Regions from separate parts of the Homo sapiens genome. Here regions 1 and 3 are each linked to region 2. A link is a contact called in ENCODE Hi-C or POLR2A ChIA-PET data. All regions are on one chromosome and are shown on one strand. Each heading gives the region's core, a stretch centred on a gene start or an enhancer-like site at or near the end of the contact. The rest is flanking DNA. Distances are from core to core; before and after follow the strand shown.

Region 1 (4,969 bases), core at 246-2,745, 120 kb before region 2:
CAGTAAATCATGCTTCCATTCACCAACTTTTCCAAACCAGTAATATGGGAGTCATCCCTAGTATCACTCTGTTCCTTATATTCGCTGTCACCAAGGACTGTTGACTCTAAATCTGAACTCCTTCCCAATCCATCTAATTTTCTTTAATCCAAACCATCCATTCCCTATCTCTTTCATTATTACTGCAAGTCTCTCACATGTCCTCTCCAACTCTAATTTTGCTTCCCCTTCATCTGTTCCTTGCATTGCTGCTGGAGTGATCTTTCAAAAACACAAACTTGCAAATGACTCCCTGCATAAAAGTACTCAGTGATTTTCCATTTCCTTCAGAATAAAGTCCAGACTCCTTAGCTGCATTATAAGGGCCTGTGTGGTCTGGCCTCACTCATATCTAACAGTTCTCCTTACAAATTACCCCCCTTAGAAATGAAACTATTTCCACATTTCAAAAGTGGTGAGGTATCTCTCTCACTTAACCACCATATGCTGCTTATGCTGGCCTACCTTTTGGAAATCGTCCCTTTCCCTCTCCATTTTACCTGATAAATTTTTGATGATGTTTCAATTTAAAGCGTAGCGGATCATCTTTGACAACTAAGCTAACTTCTCTTGTTATGGGTTTCTTTAGAGTCTAGTATTTCCTTGTCTTAAGACTGATCACACTTAATTGTGGTTATATAGTGTCTGTCTTTTTTGTTGGAATGAAGACTGTGAGGAGTTGAGAACTATCAGTTCCCTGAGCCTAACATTTAGATACTGAATAACAGCTGATTACATGAATGAATGAAGAATATTTGTTAGAAGACAGAATTTTTTTAGAATTTTAAATTGCAGAGATCAAGTGAGAAGGTTCCAGTTGTATTAGATCTGAGAAATGTGATTAAAGCAGTGTTTTTGCAAGATTAATTTGACATTTTTCTGTTGAAACAGATTAGGGACAGATTAGATGGAGGTTTGTAGTGATGAGAACATAGACAAGTGGCTTCATATTAGAGTCACCTGGTGATATTAAAAAAAATACCTGTTTCCCAAGCTGCCCCAGACTGATTAAATTCACTGATTGCAAGAAAACCTAGGATTTGTACTTTTTTAAGTCAAACGCTCACACCCATCCAGGATTTTCTGAAGTTAAAATGGTAACAGTATAATTGGTATGGGCAAAATATATTTTTCCTAAGAATGATAGAATGTGAATGTGGGCTTTTCAAGTCTAGTGGACCAGAGAGCCCCATTGCAGTGTTAAAGAAATGGCGAAGTAGAAGAGGGGAGTTGTTTTAAAGAAAGAGAGAGTGACCAGGCCAAAAGTGGCTCAGTACTTTGGGAGGCTGGGGGGACAGATCACCTGAGCCCAGGAGTTTGAGACCAGCCTGGGCAACATGGCAAAACCCTGTCTCTACCAAAAATTCAAAAAATTAGCCAGGCATGGTGGCATGCATCTGTGGTCACAGCTACTCAGGAGTTTGAGGCGTGAGAATCTCTTGAGCCCAGGAGGTGGAGGTTGCAGTGAGTCAGGATCATGCACTCCAGACTGGGTGACAGAGGGAAACCCCATCTCACTATCTCCAAAAAAAAAAAAAAAAAAAAAAAGGAGGAGTAAGTTTTAGGCATGTGGGACACATATGTGTATATATACACATATATACACATACAATATATACACATATATGTGTGTATATATACACATACAATATATACACATATATGTGTGTATATATACACACATTTACACATACAATATATACACATATATACATATATAATATATAATATTATGTGTATATATAATATTATGTAAACATATATCACATATTAAATATGTATATAGGTATATATGTATATATATGTTTAAATACCTGACCATCTTCTACTAAGTTATGATTCAAATGTTCCGTTATCTAGGAGGCTTCCTCTCCTCTGCAGGGCCCATTGTCCTAGCTACACCTCAATAACTGCTTTCTTTTCTTTTTTTTTTTTGTCTTTTCCTCAACTCAATTCTAAGCTCTCTAAGGACAAGTATGTTGCCTTACTCATACTTGTGAACTCAGTGCTCAGGACACTGGCATGCATAGAATAAACACCCTCTGAATGTTTGCAGAATGAGTCAGTGATTAGATATGAGACTGGATGAATTCTCCTGAAGAGTAAATGCTAAGGAGAAAAGAGTGTCTTGTAGGAGGCATTTGCAGACAGACGAAGCTATAGAGAGGGACAATGCAAGTAACCTCAAATGAGAGTGTGGAAAGGCGGGAAAGCAGCCAGAGCTTCATTGTTATGAAAAAAGAGTGAAATGTGCTCTGTTGAAGAGTTGAAGAATGAACAAAGGATATTTAGTTTGAATGGAAGCTCAGTAATGAGAAATGAGAATGGTTGAGTTCTTAAAAGAAGCAAGTAAAGAAGAGGATTTGTGGGCTACTAATCTCATTCAGTGAATCTCATACGACCCTTGCCTAGTGTTAAATATGTTAATGAATTCATGTCATGCTGCTCAGTCTTACTAGCCTTCATCATCCAGAGTAAAATGCATATGATTCCTATGAAAATTTGTGGAAAGGAATATATTAATAGGTTAGAAGAATTAGAAGAATGAAAAGAAATAATTTTTGCTTTTTAAATGGAGAATCATGCATATTTGGAGACACAAGGGAAGAAGCCCATGGAGAAGGAGAGATGAAGCTGTAAAAGAAAGATGCTATGAATGTGCTCTCGACAGGTGAGAAGATGCCTCGACAGGTGAGGAGAGAGTATTGTGAGCCCAAGTAGAGGAGATGGCTTTGAGATGCAGAAAAATATCTCTTTCTCAAGACCCCATTTATTTTAGACGGTTCGCGGAGCAATGGTGCTCAATCAATCTTTACCATAGTTATTACATAAACCCTTTATACATTTCATCATTAATATTCTTTTCTACTATGGTTTGAGATGCAGAATAAGGAAGATAAACCTATTTGTCAGTATTTGACCATAATCAAAATCAATTTTTATCTGGAGTCTTTATGTTTGTTGCATGTGTATATGTGTTTAAAAACTAAGTTCTGGGAAGATAGCATTACACTTAATTCCGTTGGATTACTTTTGGATCATGTAAGCATACTGATTTCTAACTTGTTTAAATATTTGAATTATTTGATTCTCTACCAGAGATTAATAACTCTAAAAAAATTTACTGGTTGGATTAAAAGTGCCTGTAGTTTATCCCTATATTTCATAGAGTACAGAGCGAGATAGCACATTTGTCTGACAAATTTATATTTATGTCAGATAATATCAGTTTTGTTATCACCATCTGCATTCTGCTATATTTTAACAACAATGTGAACAGTATACATATAAAATTGTGGATTTACATGAGATATCATCATTAATTTTCAAATAACTAAACGTTATTTTGTTAGTTTAAAAACTTTAGAGTATTAAGTTAAATAGCAACTGCAGTTCTATTTTGTGTTCTTGGAAATATTACACTTTATAGAGGAGTCTATTAAGGGAAGAAGAAAACCATGCCAAATTAAAGATAGTTTAAATGATAATATAAGTGATAAAAAAACTGTTTTGATATGAAAGGAAGTTATTACATGGTATCGTGGTTATTTACTGAAGATTTATATAGTGTTTATATAGTACATGACCTACTTTTTTTAAAGTTGCTAATTGTCAGGTATCCCAAGCCAATATCTACTGCATATTTTCTGTAACAATATATGCAATGAAATTGTGTGTTATGTTTACATTATGATTTCAACGTTTGTTCTTTTCTTCAAAAATTACAGGATATCATAGAGACTGCTAGTCAGCGGAACATGTTATCCTAATATAGGTATATTTATACAAGATTTAAAATAAAGATTTTTCTATTTTCTTAATATGTGTCTAGAAGTTAAATAAACATTATAATCACAGAAGTCAGATAAAAAGAAATTCATAGTCCTCTAGACAAAAAATGTAAATCTTTTAGTTTATTAATCATTTGTAATCATAATCTAGATGTACATTTTAATATCAGAAGAATTTCCCATGTAACCACATAGTCTCTATAATGTTCATTTTAATGGACTCATAATAATAAAGTTAATATTTATTTATTTAAACACTCCTTACTGTAGGACAATTACGTTGTTTACAGTTTTCCAAATGTAGATAATATTGAACTACACTTCTTTGCAACTGTCATTTTTTCTTTCTCCTAGCTTTGGATTCACCAGACCTAGGTTTAATCTTAGCCTCTACCACTTACTAGCAGTGATTTTGGAAAATTATGTAACTACTAAATTTTAGTGCCCTCAACTATAAAATGTGATTACTATTTATTACTTTGCAAGGTTTTGTGGAAGTTAAATTCTGCAAATATTACATTCTTTTCATGCATATTTATTGAACATATATTCTGTGACAGGTGCTATTCTGGATTCTAGGGATATTCTACTGGAGAAAACAAAAGCTGAGCTGTGAGGGCATGCCACATTTAGAGGTTGGGTCATAGAAAGAAGTCAGAAAAAGAGAGAATCATTAGCCTAAGGAGAGAATCAAGAGAGAAATTGTCTTCTGGAAGCCTAGTGAAAACAGTATATTTGACAAGCATGGAGTGATTTAGAATAAGAGCAATGCAAAATAAAACTACTGTCTCTCATGTATTACACTGGACAGCAACTTGATAATACCTATAAAAATTGTAAGTGAATTTACCTTATAATTCAGTAATCCCACTTCCAGGAACTTCTACTATATACATAATGCATATAAAAGGCACTAATATGAAGTTATGACTGAATATCACTATTCATTGAAACATTTTATATAGCAGCAAAAAATTGGATATAACCTGATGTTCATCTATAGGAAGCTGATTATTCAAACTCAAGTGCATCCACATGATGGAATATTATGCAGTTTTAGAAAAGGATAAGGAATCTCTTTACAGAGCTAATATGAAAAATCTCCATGTTGTATTATTAAGTAAAAAATACTTATCTAT
Region 2 (4,536 bases), core at 1,084-3,583:
ATGGAACGGAGATCATTATGTAAAGTGAAGTAAGCCAGGCATAGAAAGACAAACATCACATGTTCTCACTTATTTGTGGGATCTAAAACTCAAAACAAACTCTTGGACATAGAGAGTAGAAGTATGATTATCAGAGGCTGGGAAAGGTAGTGCATTCGAGGGTGGGGGTGGGGTATACAGAGGAGATTAGGATGATTTATGGGCACACAAAACAATGGACCGAAAGAATGAAAAAGACCTACTATTTGATAGCACAACAGAGTGACTATGGTCAATAATAATTGTACATTTTAAAACAACTAAATGAGGGTAATCAGACTGTTTATAATAAAAAGGATAAATACTTGAGGGAATGAATGCCCCATTCTCTATTATTTGATTATTACACATTGCATGCCTGTATCAAAACATCTTATGTATCCTATAAATATATATATCTACTATGTGCCCACAAAATTAAAAATAAAACAAAAATAATATAATCTTTAATCATTTAACATATAAAAGGTAAGGTCATGTCTATGCTAAAATGAAAGAAAGAGCAAATTTGTGGTAAATTGTATAGCTTTTGTTCTCCTGGCAATGTTTATTCTATAACTGGGTCTTTCTTTTTTGTATTTTTAAAGTAAGCATTTAATCAAAAACATTTAGTCAAAACATCATGTTTTTGTTTGTTTATTTGTAAGAAATTATATTTCAACATATGTAGGTTAAAAATGTGTTAGTTTGGTTTATTTTCTTTGTTATTTTATCTCCTTTTTTTTTTCTTTCAGATCATCACTCAGCCTTGGTGAATTGTTTTGATTAGAGAGAGAGAGGTCTTTGAGATGGTTTGCAGTGAGAGCGTCATGGTTTGTGCAGGCAGGCAGTATTCTTTTTGTCTTTTTATTGGGCCAAGGACATCTACAGATTTTATCAATAGGTGCATAAAAATTTGTAGATGGGGGTGGAACAAAGTTTCATTCTCTCCATAGACACAGCACCAAAATTATCAAATTGAACACATTTCTACTTGAGAAGGCTCAAGATTTGTCCTTAGCCTGAATTGTGCATGTTCTTCCTTTTAATATGCATTTTTTTAAATGCCAGGGGAAATTTAAGCGGTGTTTATTAAAGCAGAAATGTATTGATGACATGTGTTGGAGGTTTTATTTCAATCCCCCGAGTTCTGCAATGAACAGATCTGTTTTACACTCAGCCCAGGCAGCCTGATTTACCCACTGGCCCTTCTGTTGGATACCTGGTGATTTTATTTTTCATCCGTGATATGGTTCGGTTGCCCCCATTAAAAAACATATGTTTAATTGAAACTTTTAAAGAAAATTTGAGAAAATCTTATTTAAAGAAGTTTATCACACATTATAAAGAACTTTTTGAGACAGAAAATATTTTAAGAGGAAAAAAAGCCTTAATTTTCTAACTGTTTGTAGTGATGCTCAGTGACATTGCTTTGATATAGAGGAGTATGATAAGGGCTGTTAGCTGATTTTCTGAGATCAACCCATTTTAATGTACTTGTCCAATAATTAACTCAATACTAGATGAAAGCAGTCTTCCAAATTCCAACATTAAGTTTTAATACCAAGCCAGGTATGAGGCATTCAAACTCATTGCAGCAAACAGGTTTCTAAGTGTGGCTTTTTCTTTCATGCAGAGAAGGGACTGATTAGTTTCCCAAACCATAAAAATTGTTTTCTTTCTTTTTCTTTTTCTTTTTTTTTTTTTTTTGAGGGGGGCGGGGTGCGGTTCTGAAACTGATTTCTTGGTTGTCTCCATTACTCACAAATCCGCTTGCCATATTTGGTAGCAAAGGCAGGGGCTAAACTTATCTTAGCTGTTGCCCACAATTTATGAAGAGATAATCCAGTTCATAGGAAATGAGGTACTTCAAGTATTTGAGGAATGGCAAGTATTTCTTTGTCAGCATTGATTCAGCTTCAAATACGTCTCCTACTGATCTCTGGACTACCGCTCTACGCCGCATTGATCCATGCAGGAATAATTGTAAAGAGTTTCCAGGATTTCTTTTACTATCAGAAAAACAACACCCTGGAATCACTTTGCCTGTGGTTTATAGTGAAAACAGCCGTCTGAGCATTTTGAGCCAATAGCTTTGGATAAGGTGTGTAATTTGTTTGGTGCTAAGTTCTGTGACATGAAAAGTAAATTACAATTGGGAAGGATAGTGGGAAGAGGGATACCATTATTAAAGAAAAAGAAGAAAAGAAAAAAATATTGTTTCAGCAGCAAGGATTTTTGAGGTTTAATTCTTCTCCCCACTCCAAATTTGCTGGCTTGAGGCTACTCATCGCTTCATTGCCACCCATAAAAGCACATGGATTTTAAGCTGATGAAAAAGATGGACATGGATTATGCCTTTTCCTCTGCCAATGCTATGAGAATACCTTGGTTCACTAGAAGAAATGCTGACAGGTAAAAATGAATAGAATATCATAATTTTTATTCAAATAGGATAGCAAATGCTTGTAAAATATTCCTAAAATTGTGCATAACCTTTGATTCAGATAAATCGCTTTTAAGAATATAGAAATAATCATGTGTTTGAGCCCGGAGTTTGCTGCCTAACCATGGCACATTAACATAGGTAAAATTAGGAACAACTTGAATGTCCAAGTGTGGTCTGAATGAATATATTGAGGTATACACTAGTAAAAATGTAAGTAGGTGGACTCATACCTTCGCAGCAATGATACACTCTTGTAGGCATTGAAAATGTGTTGATACTAATCTAGATACTGAGCATAAAGAATTAAGGAAGAAAAACAAGGTCTATGATCGTATTGAATTTATATTATGTATGGAAGAATTGATAGTGACAGAAAAGTACATTTAACATATATTTTTAAGATAAAAATTAGGTGGCTAAACCTGGGTTTCCCAGGAAGCAAATCTAATGGCAGATGGCTTATGTACTATTGCTTTATTAGCAAGTGCCATCCCAGGAAAGAGAAGTGACAGAGCAGGGGAGTAAGGCAGGGAAGAAAGGGAGAGCCAACAGGAGGAGAAGGCATTATTGATATTGATAGTGATATTGGTCACTGCTGAGTTAAACTGATTGCTGGTTAAGTGAGGCTGAGCCCTCCTCAAGTAGCCATGTAAAGCATCTCTCTAGACTCTGTAGAGTAAGGGTTGGGAGCAGAAAGGGGGAAGAATGTGTCCATTGGCTTCTATATCTATTGGTCATTTTTTTCCCTCTGGGGTGTTAATTCTTCCACACTTCCAGGTTATTCATGTGTGGACAGGCACTGAGTAGATGCATCTGTGGGCATCCCCAAGGCATTTCAGGTATGCATGTTTGAAGTAGGTCAAAGCCCACCCAGGAGATGCCTGGGTGTTTGATGCATGTAGAACACTGATTGAGTAGGTTACGAAATATATGATTACTATGATTCCGTTTTTGATGTAGAAATACTTAAAATGTTAACAATGATTATAGTTGGGTTTTTGGAATATGGTTTGTGTTTGTGTTCTTTTTGTCTTTGCATTTTTTTCTTGCAATGAACATGGATTGGTTTTGCAGTAAGAAAAAAACTAAAAACTTATATTTTTAAAATGGAAATTTGTCATTCTTCATATTTCACAAATTATGATTTTTCTCCAATGTTATTTACTTAAAATTTTTCATTCTTCTTATTTCACAAATTATGTTTTTTTTTTTACTATTATTATTACACTTTAAGTTTTAGGGTACATGTGCACAATATGCAGGTTAGTTACATATGTATACATGTGCCATGCTGGTGTGCTGCACCCATTAACTCGTCATTTAGCGTTAGGTATATCTCCTAATGCTATCCCTCCCCCCTCTCCCCACCCCACAACAGTCCCCAGAGTGTGATGTTCCCCTTCGTGTGTCCATGTGTTCTCATTGTTCAATTCCCACCTATGAGTGAGAACATGCGGTGTTTGTTTTTTTGTCCTTGCGATAGTTTACTGAGAATGATGATTTCCAATTTCATCCATGTCCCTACAAAGGACATGAACTCATCATTTTTATGGCTGCATAGTATTCCATGGTGTATACGTGCCACATTTTCTTAATCCAGTCTATCATTGTTGGACATTTGGGTTGGTTCCAAGTCTTTGCTATTGTGAATAGTGCCGCAATAAACATACGTGTGCGTGTGTCTTTATAGCAGCATGATTTATAGTCTTTTTGGTATATACCCAGTAATGGAATCCTGGGTCAAATGGTATTTCTAGTTCTAGATCCCTGAGGAATCACCACACTGACTTCCACAGTGGTTGAACTAGTTTACAGTCCCACCAACAGTGTAAAAGTGTTCCTATTTCTCCACATCCTCTCCAGCACCTGTTGTTTCCTGACTTTTTAATGATTGCCATTCTAACTGGTGTGAGGTGGTATCTCATTGTGGTTTTGATTTGCATTTCTCTGATGGCCAGTGATGGTGAGCATTTTTTCATGTGTTTTTTGGCTGCATAAATGTCTTCTTTTGAGAAGTGTCTGTTCATATCCTTTACCCACTTTTTGATGGGGTTGTTTGTTTTTTCTTG
Region 3 (4,532 bases), core at 166-2,665, 110 kb after region 2:
GGCAAAGGGTACATGGAAACTCTCTGAGCCTTCCTCTCAATTTTACTGTGAACTGACAACAGCTTTTAAAAAAATAGTCTTTCAATATGAAAAAAGTCAGGGATTTCCATTTTTGCCTTGTCACAGAAAATTTAAAAAACAGGGGCAAGAGACAATCATAATCTTGCAATCTCAGTAAAGCAATACTAACATATCAATGCATTTCCTTTCCCTTGCTTTCCCATCTATCTTTTTACAAACTGGTTGTAATCATGTTAAATATATTTTACCCTGGTTTTTAATTTAACGTCATATCCTAAGTAGTTTCTCTGTTTCCACATGATTTAAAAAAAAAAATCAGTTTAATATAACATAATAATTTACTGGATATGCCATAAGTCTCTGAAATAATCCCTGCTGTTCCTATTACAACTGTAAATATATCTCTTCTCTGTTTTTTCTTGCTTCTGAAATTAAGCTGATTATTTGGTATAAATTCATGCAATCCAGAAATGCCACATTCAATCATGCATTCCACATACATTATTGACTACTTGATGCCAAGTACTGAGTTAGTCTCTAGGTATGTAGTGGTAGACAGAAAAGTTATTGCCCCGGCCTTATAAAAATGTATAATCTAGTGGGGGAAGGCAGGAACAGGTATTTTAAAAATGGATACAAATAATTATATATTTCTGAACTATGATAATGTTATGAATGAAAAAGCATGGTGCTTTGAGAAAAAACACTTGGAGAATTGGAGGGGGACACCCATTTTAATTGTGTGTTCAGAGAATACTTTTCTGAGAATGTGGCATTTCCAAATGATTAAAGGCAGCTAGCATAATAGAAATCTGAGGAAATATGATTCCAGATAGAGCAAACTATATGTGCCAAGGCCTGAAGCAGAAATGTGCTTACAGGGTTTCAGGAATGAAGCAAGAGGAAACCAGTGTGACTGGAGAGGGAGTGTCCTGAGATGAGGCTGGGGTGAGATCATGTTGGGCATTGTGTTGTCATGAAATTTGGATTTGATTTTATAGGAAATGAGATTTGATAGACCTTGAAGAGGGCAGAGGCATAATTGCTTTTATGAGAATGGTTGGAGACCTGCAAGAGTGAATGAAGACAGAAAGATTAAACAATGCAGAGTCCAGATGGGGGAAAATGGAGGCTTTTGCTAGAAAGTAGAAGTAGAGATGGAAAAGAAAAGATGAATTCAAAACATGCTTTGGAGGTAGACTTGATAGAAATGTATTTGATTGGAAGTAGGGGTAAAGAAAACGGTAATTCCAAGAATGACCCATATACAAACTGTGGTGGCTTTGTAACATGCCACTTTGGCTAGGCTGAATTACATTTCTGGTGAGGGTGGGCCACGGAGAAATTCTTGCAAGATTTGGAAGGCAGGAAGGAAGTCTCAGCTATTTTGTGGTTCACACGCCTTGTCGCTTATCTGCTGATTCACCACCTTGGAATGAGGCAGCAGCTGAGCCTGCAACTGTTCAACTTTCCTCTAAACTTTCCTTCAGCTTCTCCAACTTTTGGACCAATTCTATAGCACCATGATGAAGGGCCTTTGCTTCTGCAGGTCACCCATACCACCAAAGCCAATAAATGTGGTTTTGCTCTGTTCTGAGGAGTTTCAGTTCATGCCTGTGGGTTCCAGCTCTTTCTTAATATCCTTGTATTACATCATGTTCTCTTTTTCACTGTCTGCCCTCTGGACTTCATGCCCAAGCAGCAGACACAAAGACAGCAGCCTTACGGAAAGTGTTTAGCCCCCACAATGGTATCAGGCAAAATCCCTGTAACAGACTTGTCTGTTACTGACTTGACTGATCATAAATGAAAGTAACGTGTTTCCAACATTTTGCAGAAAAGTCGCATGATTATTAGTAGTATAATACTTATTGCTATGTTCACAATGGCTTGTGTTCAATACTACTCATCTTCATTTTTGTTGACAAGTGTCATGTACAAGGATAAAATTTTTGCTGAAATCATACCTTTTTCTAAGAAGTCTATGCTGCTTTAATTTAGCTCACTGAGTTGTTCCTTAAAATGATTTTTCTTAATCTATTGGTCTGACTATAAGCAACTTATTCTTTAAGTCTAATAAAGAGAGATTGAGTGTACCTATTTTCTTTATTTATGAATTATACTTACATAGAAATCTATCTGCTCATTACAAGACTATTGGTTAAGATAGGTATAATCACGACTGTCACAAAAATGTTATTCAAAGTTCCATCATGATCATAGAACCTCATACCTCATCTTGAAATTTTGAGGGATACAAAATTAAGACAGTAAGAGAGGAGAGAGTGACAGAGACATACAAACAAAAAGAGAAAATAAAGAGAAAGAGAAAGTGAATGAGAGACAGAAATGTGCTTTTAAAGAAGTTAAGATAATAGTAACTCTGAGTTGCTCCAGAGGAAAGGAATACAAATTTCTCTGTATTAGAGGGATTTTCTGTTTTTGGGAAAAGAAGTCTTAATTTTGGCTTGAATATAGAATCAAGCCATTTTAGTCATTTTATTTGAATTAAGACTTTCAAGTTCTGAAAGCTATCAAGATAAACTTAATGTCATTACAAAATAGTGAAAATACAATAATTGCAAAGTGTAATTTCAGTGAAGCCAGTACTGCTGCTGGAGGTTCTGGATAAATGTCCCTTACACACAGGGTGTAGAAAAGGTTGGGACTGACTGAAAGTGTCTGGAGAAAATGGGAATGCTGCCTATGATGTACTCATTAGTGGAACAGGTCTGCCATTGTTTCTGAGAAGAAAATGGAGACTGAAGGCAATGTTATTCTGAAATTACCTAAATAACTAAAATTATGAAAATATACATAAATAAAAGTTAAAAAATCAATTATTTGAATTATTTAGGAAAAGGAATCAGGCCTGAGTTGGTATCAGTTGAGCCCAATCGCTTAAGTATGATTTTAAGGAGGCTTTTGCAATGTTCAAATGCATTGATTTGTTATTCAACTCTACTTCTCTTTCCATAGGTAAATAAACTTTCTGCCTCATGACTCCTTCCCTTCTTCCTTCTTTTTCAAATGCTCAAATCTGCTGTAGAGTAAGTAAATCTTCTATTGGCAATGAGTCCCACAAAGAAATAATGTCTTCGTTTGTTCAGGTATCATGTTTTGACAAGAAGAATCTTGCTGTTCCGTTATTTTCTAATCTTAACTGGATTCAACCTGTTAGTCATTAAACTCCCTAGCAGATGGAAAGAATAGTCTGTAGTGGTAGTTCCCCAAACACCGTGACTTCAAGGGGTCTGATCATCCAGATAGATATCAAACAGTACTTATATACTGAAAAAATGACACTTCATATATATGTACTATGTTTCATATGTATGCAGATACTAATTGATTGATAAATTAGAAATTTGTTTAAAAACATTCCCGAATTTAAACTACTTTTTTGGGCACTTAGTCACTCTAAAGTAAAAATGTAATTTCCATTATACGTGATTGCTCGGTTTTAAAATGCTGCCTTTTTCTTTTGATGTACTTTTTATTTTTTGTCAAAACAAGGGGCTGGGCATGGTGACTCATGCTTGTATTCCCAGAGCTTTGTGAGGCTGAGGCAGGAGGATGGCTTGGGGCCAGGAGTTTGAGACTAGCTTGGGCAACATAGTGAGACACTGTCTCTAGAAAAAAATTTAAAAATTAACCAGGCATGGTGGCACATGCCTGTAGTTCCAGCTACTTAGGAGCCTGAGGCGGGAATATTGCTTGAGCTCAGGAATTAGCAGTTACAGTGAGCTATGACTGTGCCACTGCACTCCAGTCTAACTGATAAAGAAAACAATGTATTTTATTGCTTAGAAAGCCAAGTAATTTAAAAATACACATTTTGTAGATATACATATATGTTCATATGTGTATATATATACAAGAAAGGGTGTATTTAAAATATTCTTATTGATAGGGCTACTAATAAAAAAAATAAAGCACTCAGTTATAGTCTATGATTTTTTTTTGTCCTTGATGCATCAGCAGTCATTTTTTAAACCACTGTTTTCCAGAATTTGGTAAAATTTTCTTATCCATTGATGGCTTCTTTCTTTTCTGGAGATAATATGGATTCATATCTTTAGATTTTTTACAGGAATTTTGTTAGGGAAATGGGATAAACAAATGTCCTTTAGCTATCATTTTTAACCAGAAATCTCTTTTCAAAAGTTTTAACATCAAGAAAGAACCCTCATGCTTGGAAACACTGGGAACCACTGGTGAAGAGCAAGAGCCCTGGGAAGAATCAGGATTTCACTTGGCCTCTGCCACTGACGTGCGGCATGACTGTGGACCAGCGACCTGCACCTCTTGTGCCCCAGTTTACTCCTCTGTGAAATGAACACTCATGCGAGATGATGGCTAGACTGTCACCAGGTCTCCTATTTGCTAGTACGGTGCCCTCTTTGACCAGCAGAATAAAGATGGATAGGTGTTCTACCTACATACAGTCATCAAACTCATCAAACTGTGAGCAGGAAGAGAGAAAAGACTGGGAAACTGAGCTAGGTGGA

The links. A loop is a pair of places that touch in the nucleus more often than their neighbours do. ChIA-PET counts read pairs that join two places held with the same protein, here RNA polymerase II (POLR2A). Pooled maps may share reads with other maps.
Region 1: a map of Caco-2 shows a loop between it and region 2 (9-fold over the local background). The contact joins the enhancer-like site here to the promoter of LINC01776 in region 2. A Hi-C loop is called at or near these places in 3 of 168 maps with a recorded cell type or tissue (Caco-2, PC-9 and endothelial cell of umbilical vein) and 3 of 50 pooled maps. POLR2A ChIA-PET finds 5 or more read pairs at or near these places in 2 of 52 experiments (PC-9 and endothelial cell of umbilical vein).
Region 3: a map of PC-9 shows a loop between it and region 2 (14-fold over the local background). The contact joins the enhancer-like site here to the promoter of LINC01776 in region 2. A Hi-C loop is called at or near these places in 5 of 168 maps with a recorded cell type or tissue (A673, Calu3, IMR-90 and 2 more) and 3 of 50 pooled maps. POLR2A ChIA-PET finds 5 or more read pairs at or near these places in 4 of 52 experiments (A549, IMR-90, PC-3 and 1 more).

What each region holds. Positions count from the first base shown.
Region 1 is chr1:98,084,861-98,089,829 of GRCh38, forward strand. All of the region lies in intron 1 of LOC124900404 (a long non-coding RNA gene), which reads left to right. Among named protein-coding and RNA genes, the nearest start is that of MIR137HG, 38 kb to the left of the region's middle. RefSeq lists an enhancer at 2,022-2,571. Within about 2 kb of position 1,496, at least 2 of the 41 ENCODE cell types and tissues checked have a DNase peak (open chromatin) inside an H3K27ac peak, as active enhancers do.
Region 2 is chr1:98,208,378-98,212,913 of GRCh38, forward strand. It overlaps LINC01776 (long intergenic non-protein coding RNA 1776), which reads left to right and starts at 2,334. Exons shown (of 3, transcript NR_046088.1): 1 at 2,334-2,433. The region is part of intron 1 of LOC124900404 (a long non-coding RNA gene); the gene reads left to right.
Region 3 is chr1:98,322,621-98,327,152 of GRCh38, forward strand. No RefSeq gene overlaps it. Among named protein-coding and RNA genes, the nearest start is that of LINC01776, 110 kb to the left of the region's middle. RefSeq lists an enhancer at 860-2,059. Within about 2 kb of position 1,416, at least 15 of the 41 ENCODE cell types and tissues checked have a DNase peak (open chromatin) inside an H3K27ac peak, as active enhancers do; they include A673, IMR-90, PC-3 and 2 more, where a contact is called at or near this core.